2 separate regions of the Homo sapiens genome follow, and region 2 is linked to region 1. Evidence: chromatin contacts called from ENCODE Hi-C or POLR2A ChIA-PET data. All regions are on one chromosome and are shown on one strand. The core of a region is the stretch at or near the end of the contact, and the rest is flanking DNA. Distances in the headings are between cores, read along the strand shown. Region 1 holds the start of CHST1 (carbohydrate sulfotransferase 1). Region 2 holds the start of SLC35C1 (solute carrier family 35 member C1).

The links. Hi-C counts contacts between places; a loop is a spot of excess contacts on that map. ChIA-PET counts read pairs that join two places held with the same protein, here RNA polymerase II (POLR2A). Pooled maps may share reads with other maps.
Region 2: a map of endothelial cell of umbilical vein shows a loop between it and region 1 (4-fold over the local background). The contact joins the promoter of SLC35C1 here to the promoter of CHST1 in region 1. A Hi-C loop is called at or near these places in 1 of 168 maps with a recorded cell type or tissue (endothelial cell of umbilical vein) and 5 of 50 pooled maps. POLR2A ChIA-PET finds 5 or more read pairs at or near these places in 1 of 52 experiments (H1).

Annotation. Positions count from the first base shown.
Region 1 is chr11:45,664,353-45,667,052 of GRCh38, reverse strand. It overlaps CHST1 (carbohydrate sulfotransferase 1), which reads left to right and starts at 1,431. Exons shown (of 4, transcript NM_003654.6): 1 at 1,431-1,875.
Region 2 is chr11:45,803,575-45,806,398 of GRCh38, reverse strand. It overlaps SLC35C1 (solute carrier family 35 member C1), which reads right to left and starts at 1,250. Exons shown (of 2, transcript NM_018389.5): 1 at 63-1,250. The coding sequence starts at 597. RefSeq lists silencers at 996-1,225, 1,956-2,125 and an enhancer at 2,296-2,455.

The sequences.
Region 1 (2,700 bases), core at 182-2,681:
TACTCACCCCCTTGCCAGACACTGCTGAATGCTCTACACACATTACCATCCAGTGTTCACAACACCCCTACAGGGTGAGGATCAGTACCTCTGTCTTCTGGATGAGGAAACTGAGCCGCAGAGAGGCTGATCACTCACACAAAGTCACCCAGCAAACACACAGCAGGTTCCTCTGACCCAGGAAACTGCTGTGCTAACCATTCTGCTGTGCTTCACTGTGTGGGATGGAGGCAGCAGCTGCTTGCCCATACATCGGGGACGAGGCTTTCCCAGAATGCCTGGAGTTTTCAAGCCATCCACTGCTCTCTGCGCCCCAGTCCAGGAGTGATGGAGAGCTATAGTCGGGAATCAGAGATTCCAGGTGGAGATGAAGGCTGACTGTTCCTCTGCTTCAGAAATAACCATTTGGTCAGAACTGAGGAGCATCAGAGGTTCAGCCAGACAAAGCACCTTCCTAGTCTCCAGATGAGGAAACAGGCCACTGGGGTGGGCAGCCTCAGTCATGTCAGATGTGGTGGCAGAGCTGGGACTCCTGGCCGTCCTCTCCAGCCCAGGGGCCACTGATCACATGATATTGCTCTGCTCATGCACCCTGCTTCTCCTCCACTCCACTCTGAGAGGTTCATCAACCAGTCCCTGGTGCCCATGAAGGCCAGGCCTGTGGAAGATGCTCAGTCAATATTTGTGCAGAGGATACAGGCCCAAGGTGCTCGGCTGGCCAGCTCTGTCCCCATCCCTCATCCATAAAAGCAGTGGTGGCTCCAGATTGCCACCTAGAAAGCCAGGGGCAGTCTGGTAGGAAGAAGGTGGGCAGTGTGGAGGAGCGGCCTAGAAGACGGTCAGCCAGCAAACCCACTCTAAGGTCCCATTAAGACACCCCCTGACCCTGCCCAAGAGGGACAACTGCAGCGGGGACAAATGATTCATCCCCACACTTGAGAAGCAGAGGGGCGGGGAAGGAGGAAAGGCTAGGGGTGTGTGTCAGGGTATTGCACACAGAGATGGTTGGCTTCAGTTCTGGGTTCTGAAGTCCCTCTGTGCCGCTGGCTGGGCAAGAGGTAAAGGACAGCTGGGCCAGGGGCCAGGCTGGGACTCCAGCAGGACTTCCGCGGCGAGGGGCGCTGGGGGGGCGAAAGGCTTTGGCGGCCCGGCCAGCAGCGCCCTCGGGGGTAAGGGGAAGGGAGGCTACGCGGAGAGGTGCCAGAGACAGCCGGTGCCCTTGCCCGCCGGCCGCCCGAAGTCCGGGTGGTGGGCGTGGCTGCCCCCGGCGGGTGGGTGGGGGCGGGCTCCGGAGCCTGGCTGCGGAGTGGGTGTCCAGGGCGCTCGCGGCTGGGGCGGCGCGGGGGGCGGGAAGGCGCGCGCCGAAGGGGTGGGGAGGAGAAGGGGCGGGCGGCTCGGGGGTGGAGCCGGGACCGCAGCGCCTGCCGCTCGCTCGGAGCTGTAGCCGCCGCTGCCGCCGCTGCTCTTGGCTCGGGGACGCGGGCGGGCGCTCCGAGAGGCTCTGGTGCCTGCGGCTGCTGCTCTCCTCCGGCGCCCGGGGCTGCGGCGCTCCGGGTCCCGGCCCCTGTCCCGGCATCTCTCGGGTCCCTGAGCCCCGGCCCCGGGTCCCGCGTCCGGCCGGAGAGAACGCACTCAGCTGCTCGAGCCGCCCCGGGCTCGCGCCCCCGGGCCATGAAGAGGGGCCCGTGAGGCGCGCGCGGAGTCGGAGGAAGAGGAGGGAGGAGGGAGGCCGAGGAGGAGGGCGCGGGAGGCGGAGGATGCCGCCGCGGCTGCTGCCGCCGCCGCCACCCGCGGGTCCCCGGCGACCCTGACTCCAGACCCGAGGATGGAGCCGGCGCTGGGCGCTGCAGCTGCTCCCGGCGCGTCCCCGACCAGGTATTGGCCGGGCCCCGCGGGCTCCGGGGCGGGCGGGAGCGGACACTCCGCCGCAGCAGCCGGGAGGGGCGCGGGCGCGGTGGGAGACGCCCCTCCGCTCGGGGACAGCAGCTACCGGCGGTGAGCGGAGGGGTGGCGGCGGCGAGGAACGGCGGCGTGTTGGGCGCAGGAAGGGGCTGCCGGGGCTGGTGGCCGGTGAGCGCCGCGATCACCTCAGCCCTCCCTGCCCCCATTCGAGGAGGGCAGCAAACTTGAGACGCGCGGTGGCCCCCGAGGCGCTTGGCTCCCCTCCGCTGCGGAGCGCACTCAGGGGCTGCTCCGGGCTCACCGTCCCACGACCCGCCTGGCTCGGGTCTGCGGAGGCGCCTTGAGACCCTGAGGTCCCCGCGCCCGCACCAACTTTCCAAACCCAGCTGCACCCGGAGGCGGGGGCGCCGCTCCCTGCTTCCTGCTCCCAGCCCTGGCCCGGCCTCCGCACCCAGACCGCTGCGATGAGCTGGGCCCCTGTGGGGCCGGAGCCGCCGGATGGTGCAGAGCCCACCACGGAAAGCCGGAACAACCCTCCCGCTCTTCTCTGGGTAGGACCCGGGGATCAGCCCCTCCCAGGCTCCAGGGACCCAGTGCTGGCTTTCGCGGTAACAGCCCAGAGTAACCCTAGCTGGGATGCTGGGCGTTAAAAGGCCAGGCTGCCTGAGGAAGGTAAGACCCGGGGGTCGTCCTGGAGTGGCACCTTGGCCTGATTTCAGGTGTGCCCCCTCCCCCACCCCGGGCCTGCCCTTTCACAGGACTGCCTTCCTCAGCTCTGGGGCCGGCTTCCTCTTGGTG
Region 2 (2,824 bases), core at 1-2,500, 140 kb before region 1:
TGTTCTTCACTGCTTCAGTCCCCATGACCACTCTATCCCCCGTGGCCCCAGCTGCCACTCACCGATGATGATACCGCAGGTGAGCAGGGCATAGAAGGAGGTGGTCTGCTTGAGCAGCAGGTAGGAGAGCAGCACGTTGAAGACGGTGGTGAGTGAGCGGCCCACATTGTAGAAGGCCACACCGACGTACTTGAGGCAGAGGTTATTGAAGGTGATCATGCCGATGAAGACCACCGACAGGGGCAGGACGCTGCGGGCCACCCTGAGGTCCAGGCGCAAGCTGGGGAAGTCCACGGCACCAGGGCAGCAGGCGGCCAGAGCGCTGAGGCCTTTGCACAGCAGCGTGGTCACCAGGCACTGGTAGAAGGTGACGAAGATGGGGGTGTCCAGCCGCAGGGAGGGGCTGTCCAGCAGGTACTTATTAAGGAACACCATGGAGATGGAGGTGACCCAGTAGAGGGAGACCACCAGCGCGATCTGCAATGCCCGCAGCAGAAAGGGCTTCTCCCCGTTGGCCTCTGCCTCTGCAGAGGGGTCTGAGGCCCCGGTCAGCGCCATGTGCAGGATCCTGGACCGCTTCAGAGGGGCCCTATTCATGGTAGCAGAGGAGCTGGGTCACCCCGCGGCCAGAACTCTGATTCCCTGGAGTCCAGGGCAGTGAGCTCACTTGTGCTCTCCGCAAGGAAGCCGCAGCCCTCCATTGTCACATGTGGGCTGGCCTAAAGGCCTCCCCATTGTCCTCATGGATTGAGAAGTTCTGCTTTGGGGTGAGCCCAGTTGTGCTGCTCCACAACCTACTCCCACCCCGAGGGGGCTCTGAGACAAGACACAGGGCAAGGGAGAGGAATAGGATAAGGCGGTGAGGCCAGGACAGAGAAGACCTGTGAGGGGAGAAGAGGCTGGGGCCTAACAGGGAGGGGTCGCAGAGAGAAGGGAGGGGAGAGGAATGGCAGGGCGGGGCAGGAGTAGGTACGCGGGGCGAAGGTGCAGGAAAAGGACGCGTGGCAGAGTGGGAAGAGGTGCCGAGAGGGCGTCATGGGCGGCTGTGGGAGGGAGGGGCGGGCAGGGGGAGGGAGGCGTACAGGGAGCTGCCGGAGGCCGGGCGCGGCTGGAGGGAGGGCTGCGGAAGGGTCAGAGGGGCTCGGGGCTTGGGGCTGAAGGACGCGGGAGGGGGCTGGGCCGGCGCCCACGTCTCGCTGCCTTCCCGGGCTCTGTCGCCGGCTCAGCCCAGGAGCCTCCGGACATCCGAGGCCGACTCCCCGGGAGGCGGGCCCTGGACTCACTTCCTGACACGCCCCCACGTGGCCTTAAAGGGCCCGCACGCCCCGCCTTGCCCTTAAAGCGACAGCCCCAGAGAGGCGGAGTTCGCCAGTCCCCAGCCCCGCCCCTGCGCTCCGCTGCCCGCTGCTGGCGGGGGACCTCGGCAGCCACAGGTTTTTCTGGGTGCTTGAGCCTCGCCCTGCTTCCTGGAAGGGCTCCATCAACCTCGCCTGCCCACCCTCAGCTCCGTCCGCCCCGGAGCCTCCGTCCCCCGACTTGGCTAGGCTTGGCTCGCAGGTCCACTTCCCGGAACCCCGACCCAGGACCCGGGCGGCGCTACATCAGCCTGGACCCCTCCACCTCCGGAGACTCGCGTTGCAGCCCCGCGTCCCTCTGCCAATCCGAGCTCACTCTTCCATAACAATGTTGTGGTCCCCTCCTTTCCCCCCATTTTCACCGCCCCCAGGCCCTCTCCCAAGCCCGAGACCCCCGGCAGCGCTCCCCGAGGCCGGAGGCCACGCCGCCTCTCTCGGACTTCAGTTTGTCCTCCCTGTGCTCCTGTCGAGGTCCTCTGGGCGGCCCGGATCCGAGATTCCAAAGGCTCAAGACAGCATCTCTTACCCCTTCCAGAAAATACTGTTTCCCCGGCCGGTCCAGCCGCATCAGCTCCCGCGTCCCTGCCTGTGTCCCCGGGCCGCGAAGGCGACCTGGCGCTCACCTCCTCCGGTGCACTGGGCGCCCGCCCCGCGACCCCGTGCTGCATCTGCAGCGCCGCACCCTGGGCCGCGCCCGCGGGATCGACTTCCTGCTTTCCGCCCCGGGCCCGGGCACCTTGCCAGCCTCGCCGGCCTGTTCGCGGCATGGGCCCCGGGGGTGCCGGCGGAGAGGCGGTGATCCGGACGGTCGTGGGAGGAGGCCCTCTCCTCTTTCCAAGGCTACTCCTGTCCCTGGTACCCCCGCCCGCCCGGGACCCGGCTTCAGTTACCGCAGCTGGCACGTCCCGGGACTTGGCTGTATCCCTGGCCCGCCGCGCTACCGGCTTGCACTTCCAGAAGTGCGTGCGGGGACCGCTCGGATTCTTCCAGCTGGCAGTGAGGGGGAGGGTTCCCCGCCCCTTCCAGGGCCGGGGCCTGGGAAGTCTAGCCTGTGGTCTGCCACTCACCAGGCAGCCGGGGAGACCAGGAGGATCGACTTCTCTTGGTTCGCGCTCTAGCACCTGCGTTGGGCAGGCCACTTTCTCCGACGGCCTGAGTTATCTTCATGGTAAAACTAAGGGGCTAGGCTTGACCTGTGGGTCCCAACCTTCTTGCCCAGAACTCTAGGTGGTATGGTCGAACATAGATGTTTGTAATATTTCAAGCACCATTTAATTAGTGCCATTTAATTAACGGGTAAGATGATGTCATGGCTGGGATTTGTTTTAAAATACTAAGAATACTTACCAAAAATATTTTTTATTTTTATTTATTTATTCTTTTTGGGACGGAGTCTCGCTCCGTCGCCCAGGCTGGAGTGCAGTGGTGCTATTTCAGCTCACTGCAACCTCCGTCTCCCGGGTTCAAGC